Linked DNA regions of Homo sapiens: region 1 is linked to region 2. The links are chromatin contacts, found by Hi-C or POLR2A ChIA-PET in ENCODE. All regions are on one chromosome and are shown on one strand. Each heading gives the region's core, a stretch centred on a gene start or an enhancer-like site at or near the end of the contact. The rest is flanking DNA. Distances are from core to core; before and after follow the strand shown. Region 1 overlaps GNB1 (G protein subunit beta 1). Region 2 overlaps SLC35E2B (solute carrier family 35 member E2B).

Region 1 (7,409 bases), core at 336-2,835, 160 kb before region 2:
GTGGTCCCAGCTACTCAGGAGGCTGAGGCAGGAGGATCACCTTAGCCCAGGAAGTCGAAGCTGCAGTGAGCCATGATTGTGCCACTGTACTCCAGACTGGCTGACAGAGGGTGACCCTGTCTCAAAAAAATAATTAATAATGATAAAATAGAGCAGATTATGTATAATTTTTTTTAGTAGTATTTCTCTTCCTACCTGTCCCTTGATCTGGAAAGTACTTGAAAAGATTTATATTTAGTGGTTGAGATAATTGTGACAGTTGAAGAGTTCTCAACTGGGGTCAGTATTGCCTCTCGGGATGCCAGGTGGCTGTTACAGCTGGGGAAAGGAGCACTACTGGCATGCTGCCAGATATCCTCCTGGGGACACACACACACCCCTGCCTAAAATGTTCATTGTGCTGAGGTTGAGACCCATGCTTTGAAACTTGATTTGGTGGCACTTTTCGGGTATGCTCATAGGACCCTGCCCCGGAGCGAGGCTTCGCTTCCTGAAGTCTGGGGTAGTTTGCATCATTCACTGTTTACTCCTGTGTGCCTTTTCACACCCAACTTTTTTTCTGAGGTGAAATTCACATAACATAAACCATTTTAAAGTGAATGATTCGGTGCCGTTTAGTACATTTACAATGTGTTGCAACCACCGTCTCTAGCTAATTCCATGACATTTTCATCACCTCAAAAGGAAACCCTGTACCCATTAAATAATTGTCCACTGCACACACATGTGCATGCACACGCAGACACATGCAGCCCCTGGCAACCACTGCATTCTGTCTCTTTGGATTTGTGTGTTCCGGATATTTCATGTAAATGGGGTTGTATATATGTGGCTTTTTGTGTATGGCATCTGTCACTTAGCATATTTGTGAGGTTTGTCTGTGTTCTAGCAGAGACAGGACCAGGACTTCTTTTTTTTTTTTTTTTGAGATGGAGTCTCACTCTGTCACCCCGCCCAGGCTGGAGTGCAGGGGTGCAACCTTGGCTCACTGCAAGCCCTACCTCCTGGGTTCATGGCATTCTCCTGCCTCAGCCTCCAGAGTAGCTGGGACTACAGACGCCCGCCACCATGCCCGGCTAATTTTTTGTATTTTTAGTAGAGATGGGGTTTCACCGTGTTAGCCAGGATGGTCTCAATCTGCTGACCTTGTGATCTGCCCGCCTTGGCCTCCCAGAGTGCTGGGATTACAGGCGTGAGCCACCGTGCCTGGCAATTTTTGTATTTTTAATAGAGACGAGGTGGCCAGGTTGGTCTTGAACTCCTGACCTCAGGTGATCCACCCGCCTCACCTTCCCAAAGTGCTGGGATTACAGGCGTGAGCCACCACGCTCGGCCTCCTTTATCTTTATAGCTGAATAATATTCAATTGTTTGGATAGACCACATTTTATTCATCCATTCATGCTCAGTGGGTATTTGGGCTGTCTCCACCTTCTGGCTGCTGAGTACTGCTGCTAAGAACATAATGTGTACATGCATTGAATCCCTGCTTTCAGTTCTTTTGGGAATATACCTAGGAGTAGAATTGCTGGGTTATGGGGTAATTCTGTGTTTAATTTTTTGAGGAACTGCCAAACTGTTTTCCTTCCACACTCATTTTTACTGCCGGAAAAGTACGTGCTTGCTTGTACATAAGCAGCATAATTGCAAAACGAAACTACTTTAAGTAAATGAATTAGAATTCACAGTTCAACTGGGAGATATTTCAGTTTGTTGATTCATCTACTGACTCCAGACTAGATGTGTGCATGTGAGTTTGCAGACTCACAAGACACTGAATTAATAGGCAGGTGGTGACCTGTGAAGCCTCCACAAGTGGTCTTTTCACATAGTTTAATTTGAGGGAGCGATTACAGAAGCATCTTTAAATGTTCTGAAATCAGGCCAGGCTCAGTGGCTCAGGCCTGTAATCCCAACACTTTCGGAGGCTGAAACAGGCGGATTACCTGAGGTCAGGAGTTTGAGACCAGCCTGGCCAACATAGTGAAACCCCATCTCTACTAATAAATAATAAAAGGCATGGCGTGTGCCTGTAATCCCAGCTACTCAGGAGGCTGAGGCAGGAAAATCGCTGGAACCTGGGATGCAGAGGTTGCAGTGAGCCAAGATCATGCCACTGCACTCCAGCCAGGGTGACAGAGTGAGAATCTGTCTCAAAAAATTAATAAATGTGGCCATGTGCAGTGGCTCACGCCTGTAATCCCAGCACTTTGGGAGGCCGAGGTGGGCAGATCACGAGGTCAGGAGATCGAGACCATACTGACCAATATGGTGAAAACCCGTCTCTACTAAAAATATAAAAATTGGCTGGGAGTGGTGGCATGTGCCTATAATCGCAGCTACTCAAGAGGCTGAGGCAGGAGAATCACTCGAACCAGTGAGTCGGAGGTTCCAGTGAACTGAGATGATACCACTGCACTCCAGCCTGGTGACAGAGCGAGACTGCTGTCTCAAAAATAAAAAAAATACAATAAATGTTCTGAAATCAGAAGAAATCTAGAATTGGACATATTTTCATTCCACCAGAAGTATGTCAAGAGGAGTCAGAAACCTCTCTTGTGATCTCTGTCACCATTCAAGCCACCTTCCTGGGCACCAGGGCCAGGCACTGGATGGGACCGTGTCAGCAGGAGAGGGACAGAGGGAGGGATTGGAAGTGTCCCAACATAGACTTGCCAGGACTCACAAAGTAGTTATTTAGTGGCTTCCTTGAGATTCAGATGAAATGCTCTCCACTGTCATGCCAAACAGGCAAAGTCTGGATTAAATTAATCTTCAGAATTTGTTGAATTGTATTAGTGTTGTGTCTGTGTGTGTGTGTGCGTGTGTGTTTTGAGACAGAGTCTCGCACTGTCACCCAGGCTGGAGTGCAGCGGCACGATCTCGGCTCACTGCAATCTCCGCCTCCTGTGTTCAAGCAATTCTCCTGCCTCAGCTTCCTGAGTAGCTGGGACTACAGGTGCCTGCCACTACGCTCGGCGAATTTTTTGTATTTTTAGTAGAGATGAGGTTTCACCATATTGGCCAGGCTGGTCTCGAACTCTTTACCTTGTGATCCGCCCAACTTGGTCTCCCAAAGTGCTGGGATTACAGGCAGGAGCCACGGTACCTAGCTTTTTTTTTTTTTTCTTTTCGAGACGGTGTCTTGCTCTATCACCCAGGCTGAAGTGTAGTGGCGTGATCTCCACTCACTACAACCTCCACCTTCTGGGTTCAAGTGATTCTCCTGCCTCTGCCTCCCAGGTAGCTGGGGTTACAGGTGCCTGCCATCACGCCTGGCTAATTTTTTTAATTTTTAGTAGAAACGTTTTTTTTTTTAGTTCGCTGCCAAGAACATAATGTGTTCTTAAAACACATTAAAATTAAAAACATTTAATTTTTAGTTAGCCACGTTGGCCAGACTGGTCTCGAACTCTTGACCTCAGGTTATGCGCCCACCTCAGCCTCCCAAAGTGTTGGGATTACAGATGTGAGCCACCGCGCCCAGACTGTTGTGTGTTTTTGTTTTGAGACAGATTCTTGCTCTGTCACCTAGGCTGGAATGCAGTGGAATGATCTCGGTTCACTGCAACCTCCACCTCCCGGATTTAAGCGATTCTCCTGTCTAAGCCTCCTGAGTAACCGGGATTACAGGCTTGTGACACCATGCCTGGCTAACTTTTTTTTTTTGTATTTTTAGTGGAGATGGGGTTTCACCATGTTGACCATGCTGGTCTCCAATTCCTGACCTCAGGTGATTTGCCTGCCTCAGCTTCCCAAAGTGCTGGGATTGCAGGGGTTAGCCACTGGGCCCGGCCTGCATTAGTTTTTAAATTGTTACTGTAATTTTTCTAGTGATAGGATTCTAACCTCTGTGCCCATACTTTTCAGTTTAATTCAAGGTATTTTCCCTGGGGCATTTCTAAGGATTCTTAAAGAAGTTGAGATCTGATTTCTTATTTTGTTCCCATGCTGAAAAACAAAATATGACAGTACTGCTAAATAAAGCAATTTTGGGGGAGAAATAGTAATAGGGAAGGGTCAAATTTATGTGTCGTTGCATAAAATATAGCTACTAGCAAAATAGAATATTTTATTCACAACCTGAGTGCAATACAAATACAGCCTTTTCTGTTTGTTTCAGACAAATTTACATGTATTGGAGACCAGACCAGAAGCCCTTCTGAATTAAGGTAATTTTGATATATTTGATCCTCATCAGTTTTAGAAAGACAATATATAAATTTCTTCAGAGTTTGTTTTTATAAATAGCTGGTGGGTTGGTTTTTTAAAGAGACAGTGTTTTGCCATGTTGCTCAGACTGGATTCTAACTCCTGGGGTCAAGGGGTTCTCTCACCTCAGCATCCTGAGTAGCTGAGGCTATAGACATACGCCAGCATGCCTGGTCAATACCCTGGTTTTTGTTACAGTTTTTTTCTATCTCTTTTAAGCCAAAGTTGGTTTTCAAAACAATTTGATCCTCAAAAAAAGCTTCCATTTAGTGTTGAGCAAGAAGGTTTAGGGTCCCAGTGATGAGGATTTACCTTCTGAATCAGAGTGGTACATCGCTAGTTTTTTTCGTTAGAAAGCAGGAGAGCCCTTTTTTCAAATCAGATCTTAGTTGAAATACCAATATATGGCCGGGTGCGGTGGCTGATGCCTGTAATCCCAGCACTTTGGGAGGTCAGGTTGGGTGGATCACGAGGTCAGGAGATCGAGACCATCCTGGCTAACACGGTGAAACCCTGTCTCTACTAAAAATACAAAAAATTAGCCGGGTGCGGTGGTGGGCGCCTGTAGTCCCAGCTACTCTGGAGGCTGAGTCAGGAGAATGATGTGAACCCAGGAGGCGGAGCTTGCAGTGAGCCAAGATCATACCACTGCACTCCAGCCTGTGGGACAGAGCGAGACTCCGTCTCAAAAAAAAAAAAAGAAAAGAAAAAAAAGTAAGGTGAACATGATTCAGGAAAACAAAACAAAACAAAAACCTTTTTGTTTGAATAAAGTGGGAATAATGAAGCCATGTTCGTAGTGAGTGAGTCTGGGTGAGGAGGGTACATGGTTTCTTTGTATTATTCTTGCAACTCTTTGAAGTTTGAAATAATTTTAAATTAAAAAGCAAAATTAAATTGAATAGCAATTAGGGGCTGGAACAATTGGATATTCTTTTTTTTCTTTTGAGACAGAGTCTTGCTCTGTTGCCCAGGCCGAAGTGCAGTGGTGCAATCTCAGCTCTCTGCAACCTCCCCCTCCCAGGTTCAAGCCATTCTCCTGTCTCAGCCTCCCAATTAGCTGGGATTACAGGCGCTCACCACCACACCCAGCTAATTTTTGTATTTTTAGTAGAGACGGGGTTTCACCATGTTGGTCAGGCTGGTCTCGAACTCCTGACCTCAGGTGATCCACCCGCCTTGGCCTCCCAAAGCTGTGGGATTACAGGCGTGAGCCACCACGCCTGGTTAGTCAATTGGATATTCTTACGCAAAAGGAGAACTTGACATCATGTACAGAAATTAACTCAGGCCAGGCAAGGTGGCTCACCTGTAATCCCAGCATTTTGGGAGGCCAAGGTGGGCAGATCATCAGGTCTGGAGATCGAGACCATCCTGGCCAACATGGTGAAACCCCGTCTCTACGAAAATACAAAGGAAAAGATTTAGCCACGTGTGGTGGCACGCCCCTGTAGTCCAGCTACTCAGGAGGTTGAGGCAGGGGAATCGCTTGAACCCAGGAGGCAGAGGTTGCAGTGAGCTGAGATTGCACCGTTGTGCTCCAGCCTGGTGACAGAGTGAGACTCCGTGTCAAAAAAACAAAAACAAAAACAAAAAGGCCAGGCATGGTGGCTCACGCCTGTAATCCCAGCACTTTGGGAGGCCAAGGAGGGTGGATCACGAGGTCAAGAGATCGAGACCATCCTGGCTAACACGATGAAACCCCGTCTCTACTGAAAATACAAAAAATTAGCCAGGCGTGGTGATGGGCACCTGAAGTCCCAGCTACTCAGGAGGCCAAGGCAGGAGAATGGCATGAACCCAGGAGGCGGAGCTTGCAGTGAGCCAAGATCACGCTACTGCACTCCAGCCTGGGTGACAGAGTGAGACTCCGTCTCAAAAAAAAAAAAAAAAATTAACTCAATGGATCATATACCTAAATATAAAACGTAAAATTAGAAAAAATGAGATTTTGAATTAAGCAAACAGTTTTTAGATGTGAGATCAAAGATAGAATGCGTAAAAGAAAACATTTATAAATTGAATTTGTTCAAAATTTAAAACTTCTGCTCCTTAGAAAAAACAGAGAACGAAAGACAAACCATAGTCTGGCAGAAAATATTAGCAAATGTCTTTTAGATGACTTGTATCCAGAATAGGTAAGAACTCTCAAAACTCAATTTTGGCTAGGTACTATGGCTAACACCTGTAATCCCAGCACTTTGGGAGGAGGATTGCTTGAAGCCAGTTGTTCGATACCATCCTGGGCAATAAAGTGAGACCCCTGTCTCTTCAAAAAAAAAAAAAAAAAAAAGTTAGCAGTCGGGCACGGTGGCTCACACCTGTAATCCCAGCACTTTGGGAGGCCCAGGCAGGCGGATCACCTGAGGTTGGGAGTTCGAGAACAACCTGGCCAACATGGGGAAACCCCATCTCTACTAAAAATACAAAAATTAGCTAGGTGTAGTGGCTTATGCCTATAATCCCGGCCATTTGGGAGACTGAGACACAAGAATCACTTGAACCTGGGAGGTGGAGGTTGCAGTGAGTCCAGGTTGTGCAACTGCACTCCAGCCTGGGTGATAAAGCGAGACTGTCTCCAAAAAAAAAATTTAGCCAGGCATCGTGTTGTGTGTCTGTAGTACCAGCTACTTGGGAGGCTGAGGTGGGAGAATCACTTGAGCCCGGGATGTTGAGGCTGCAGTGAGTCACGATCACACCACTGTACTCCAGCCTGGACAACAGAGCGAGACCCTGTGTCAAAAAAAAAAAAAAAAAAAAAAGCAATATTAAGAAAACAGGTAACCCAATAAAAAAGAGGCAAGTGACTTGAACAGACACTTTACCAGAAACTGTATAGACAGCAATTGAGTGCCTCAGAAGCTCAGCAGTCAGCGAGATGCAGATGGAGACTACAGCCCACGCCCCCATTAGAATGGCTGTGACACCCACCCAGCGTTGTTGGGCGTGAGGAGCCGGGACTCTCCACATTGCTTATAGGATGTTGGGAATGTGACCCAGCATAACCATTTTGAAAAGAGTTGGTTTTTTTTGTTTTTTGAGTTTGTTTTTTGTTTTTTTGAAATAGGGTCTCACTCTGTCTCTTAGACTGGAGTACAATGGTGTGATCATAGCTGACTGCATCCATGACCTCCTGGGCTCAAGTGATCCTCTGGCCTCAGCTTCCTAAGTAGTTGGGACTATAGGCACGCACTACCA
Region 2 (4,163 bases), core at 15-2,514:
CCGGCTACATTAAAAAAAAATTTTTTTTTTTTGAGACGGAGTTTCACTCTTGTTGCCCAGGCTGGAGTACAACGGTGTGATCTCGGCTCACCGCAACCTCCGCCTCCCGGGTTCAAGCGATTCTCCTGCCTCAGCCTCCTGAGTAGCTGGGATTACAGGCATCCACTACGCCCGGCTAATTTTGTATTTTTAGTAGAGACGGGGTTTCTCCACGTTGGTCAGGCTGGTCTTGAACTCCTGACCTCATGATCCACCCTCCTCGGCCTCCCAAAGTGCTGGGATTACAGGTGTGAGCCATCGCGCCCAGCATTTTTTTTTTTTTTTTTTTTGACGGGAGTCTCGCTCTGTTGCTCAGGCTGGGGTGCAATGGCGCGATCTCAGCTCACTGCAAGCTCTGCCTTCCAGGTTCAAGTGATTCTCCTGCCTCAGCCTCCCGAGTAGCTGGGATTACAGGTGCCAGCCACCACACCCGGCTGATTTTTTTTTTGTACTTTTAGTAGAGACGGGGTTTTGCTGTGTTTGCCAGGCTGGTCATGAACTCCTGAGCTCAGGTGATCCGCCCACCTTGGCCTCCCAAAGTGCTGGGATTCCAGGTGTGAGCCACGGCGCCTGGCCCAGAACCTTAAGTTCTTGATGTACAGAGAACGGCAGCGTCAGTGAAGTGTGATTTCTGTTTTTTTGTTTCCACTAATTGTGAGCAAACATTAGGGTGGGGACTGGGCTGCTTGTGTGGGTCCCACAGGCTTCTTGGAGCACAGTGTCAGCAGAGAAGGGGAATGGGGGTCCTCATTGCGGGGAGCAGTTTTGCCTGGGATGCTGTGAGTTTCTCAGAGGGAAGCTAAGTGGACAGACTGTTCTGGCAAGAGGGAGATGCTTGCCTTTTGAATTCCAGGTTTGCCTCGACGTCAGGTGGGACGTGACTGGCGTCGTCTGCACACGCCCGAGCCCACGTGCTGTTCCTTGCTCCTGGAGGGGTTTCTTGAGCGTGGCCTCCTTGCCATGTAAATGAATTTGGTTTTAGAAACTCGCTGGTGGTGGCAGAGCCTGTGTAGCGGGTGCTGTGACAGCGTCCCCAGCCAGGGGGCAGCCTTCGAGGTGGGAGGGAGAGGTCAAGGGCCGTGAGGCCTAGTGAGGTGGGGAGTGAGATCCACGCCTGCCATGAGCTCCACCCCTGCCTTGCGGAGCCCTGTCGCGAGTGCTCTGTCCTTTTGCTCTGCCGCACCCTTTGTTGTTGGATTTTCACCTCAGGAAAGCCAGGTAGCTGCTCCACCCCCAGCCAGGGCCCATCAGTCCGGGAAACTGGCACAAAGTCTCCTAGCTCCCTGGCTCAGGGCCCAGCCAGTCCTAGCTCCAGGGAGGCTGCAGCCCATGGAGGTTTAGCTCCCAGCTTGTTGTCACCCCAGGCTAAGCAGTGGGACTGTGCTGCTGAACAGGAAGAAGGGAATGGTGTCTTTGTGGAGATCTGGCACTGTCAGTGGCCCGAGGAGTGGATGAGTCCTTTGTTATTCCGAGGCTGTGGGAACTGGTGGAGGGGTCGGCCTTCTCCTCACTGAGGCCTGGGGTGCCCTTGGAGGCAGCTGTCCTGGTGCACCGAGGGGTCAGGGCACACATGGGTGGCCTGGGAGCGTCTGGGTGGCACTGAGCTGGCGGTGTGATGGGCAGACGGGGAGACCTGGGTGCACAGACACACACAGCAGGGGGAGGGGAGGAGAGAGAGGAAGGCTGCAGAGGCCCTGGCATTGCCGCCACTGGGGAGAGGGCAGAAGCGCCTGTTCCCGGGTATGGGGAGGCCAAGTTTCAGGCACCTCTGAGCACTGCTGGGCAGGTGAGCTGGGGGAGAGGCCGGCCTGAGCACCCAGGCGAGGTCTTCATGGGGGAGGGGGTGGCGTGCGTCCCTCAGTGTGAACACAGAATATTTATGTATACATATGGCACGCACGCAAGTGCATAAACATAAACACAGAAGGAGGTCACGAATGAGGTGGGAACCCCAGTTTCCCGGGGGAGAAGTGAGACGAGGAGGGGTACTGGGTCGGGCAGCACGGCCGGCACCACACGCTCCCAGAGCGCCTTGGTGAGACAGGATGGGCGCCCCTTCAGATGCACAGCCTCCCCCGAAGCAGGAAGAGAAACCCAGGTGTGAGAAACAGGAAATCGGGCTGCCTGAGCGCTGGGATTGAGACCTGGGGGAGGTGGGGTCTCGGTGCTGCGGAGTCACAGTGGCGTCTGTGCAAAGCCCCAGCTGGGGGGATGATTCCCACTGGACCTCAGGAGGAAACGGCTGTTCTGACCTTCCTGGAGCTCGTGGGAAGGGAGGGGGTGTCTCGCCCCGAAGCCACAGTCGCCTGAGCGTGAAGCGGGTGTAAGTGTGGTTTTATACCACGGAGTCTGTCTAGAAAGTAGCATGGAACTTTAGGAGGCCGAGGTGGGCGGTTCACGAGGTCAGGAGATCGAGACCATCCTGGCTAACACGGTGAAAACCCGTCTCTACTAAAAAAAAAAAAATTACAAAAAATTAGCCGGACGTGGTGGCGGACGCCTGTCGTCCCAGCTACTCGGGAGCCTGAGGCAGGAGAATGGCGAGAACCCGGGAGGCGGAGCTTGCAGTGAGCCCAGATCACGCCTCTGCACTTCAGCCTGGGCGACAGAGCAATACTCCGTCTCAAAAAAAAAAAAAAAAAGGAAAAAGAAAGTAGCATGGAATTAGTCCTGGGCACCCGACAGCGGCAGCCACAAAGCCCATCGAGAAGGTGCAGCTGCCAGGCAGGGCGTGAAGGACCCACAGCCCCAGGTCTGCCAGGACGACAGTCAAGTGTGCCAGGAGACCGTCTCTCAAGAGCAAGGATCCGCCAACACGCGCAGAGAAAAACGGGATTCAATTGCTAAAAATCTTTGGACAGTGAACGATTGCATTTTCTTTTTTTCTTTTCTTGAGACAGAGTCTCACTCTGTCACTGAGGCTGGAGTGCAGTGGTATCATGTCGGCTCACTGCAACCTCCGTCTCCTGGGTTCAAGCAATTCTTCTGCCTCAGCCTCCCGAGTAGCTGGGATTACAGGCGCCGGCCACCATGCCCTGCTAGTTTTTATATTTTTAGTAGAGACGGGGTTTCGTCATGTTGGCCAGGGTGGTCTCGAACTCCTGACCTAAGGTGATCCACCTGCCTCGGCCTCCCAAAGTGCTGGGATTACAGGTGTGAGCCACCGTGCCCGGCCCAATTGCATTTTCAAAGTGATTTTAAATTGGTGGTTGAAACCTTTGAGGACATTAAATGTTCAAAACGGGTGATGTGTTTCCTTTTCTTAATATTTTAGCGTCTGCTTCTGCGCTTTGCCTGGGAGAGGCCCTGGTGGCCTCGTTCCTGGCGCCCGGAGTCCCTGCTGCGGCCCCACCCCCGGGCGGTCACGGTGACCCATGCTGCCCAGCCTGGAGGTAAAATCGTTCGTGGCTGTGGCTTCAGCATGTCGTCCTCGGTGAAAACCCCAGCACTGGAAGAGCTGGTTCCTGGCTCCGAAGAGAAGCCGAAAGGCAGGTCGCCTCTCAGCTGGGGCTCTCTGTTTGGTCACCGAAGTGAGAAGATTGTTTTTGCCAAGAGCGACGGCGGCACAGATGAGAACGTACTGACCGTCACCATCACGGAGACCACGGTCATCGAGTCAGACTTGGGTGTGTGGAGCTCGCGGGCGCTGCTCTACCTCACGCTGTGGTTCTTCTTCAGCTTCTGCACGCTCTTCCTCAACAAGTACATCCTGTCCCTGCTGGGAGGCGAGCCCAGCATGCTAGGTAGGCGGCGGCTCGGGCAGGGTGGAAGCCGGCCACCTGCCACCCCACAGGGAGCAGCCAGCAACCACCCGGGAGGGCCGGGGGAGCCCAGGTCAGGATGGGAGGCCGGGGGTGGAGCCCACTGCAGGCATGGGAGGGGTGATTCTCCCTCTTGTCTTCGGCCCCCTCCCTCCCGCAGGTGCGGTGCAGATGCTGTCCACCACGGTTATCGGGTGTGTGAAAACCCTCGTTCCTTGCTGTTTGTATCAGCACAAGGCCCGGCTTTCCTACCCACCCAACTTCCTTATGACGATGCTGTTTGTGGGTCTGATGAGGTAAAGAATCTCCTGGTTTTGGTTGAGTGTCTCTTTTTCTTTAAATGTAAAGTCCCTCTCGTTACTA

The links. Hi-C counts contacts between places; a loop is a spot of excess contacts on that map. ChIA-PET counts read pairs that join two places held with the same protein, here RNA polymerase II (POLR2A). Pooled maps may share reads with other maps.
Region 1: a loop to region 2 is called in a pooled map, with 2.8 times the contacts of the local background. The contact joins two enhancer-like sites. A Hi-C loop is called at or near these places in 2 of 37 single-sample maps with no recorded cell type and 2 of 50 pooled maps. POLR2A ChIA-PET finds 5 or more read pairs at or near these places in 1 of 52 experiments (A673).

Annotation. Positions count from the first base shown.
Region 1 is chr1:1,835,952-1,843,360 of GRCh38, reverse strand. GNB1 (G protein subunit beta 1) reads left to right here. Exons shown (of 12, transcript NM_002074.5): 2 at 4,123-4,171. Among named protein-coding and RNA genes, the nearest start is that of GNB1, 51 kb to the left of the region's middle. RefSeq lists an enhancer at 1,780-1,839. Within about 2 kb of position 1,585, at least 3 of the 41 ENCODE cell types and tissues checked have a DNase peak (open chromatin) inside an H3K27ac peak, as active enhancers do.
Region 2 is chr1:1,675,997-1,680,159 of GRCh38, reverse strand. SLC35E2B (solute carrier family 35 member E2B) reads left to right here. Exons shown (of 10, transcript NM_001290264.2): 3 at 3,314-3,782; 4 at 3,961-4,096. The coding sequence starts at 3,461. Among named protein-coding and RNA genes, the nearest start is that of SLC35E2B, 15 kb to the left of the region's middle. RefSeq lists an enhancer at 2,106-2,155. Within about 2 kb of position 1,264, at least 15 of the 41 ENCODE cell types and tissues checked have a DNase peak (open chromatin) inside an H3K27ac peak, as active enhancers do.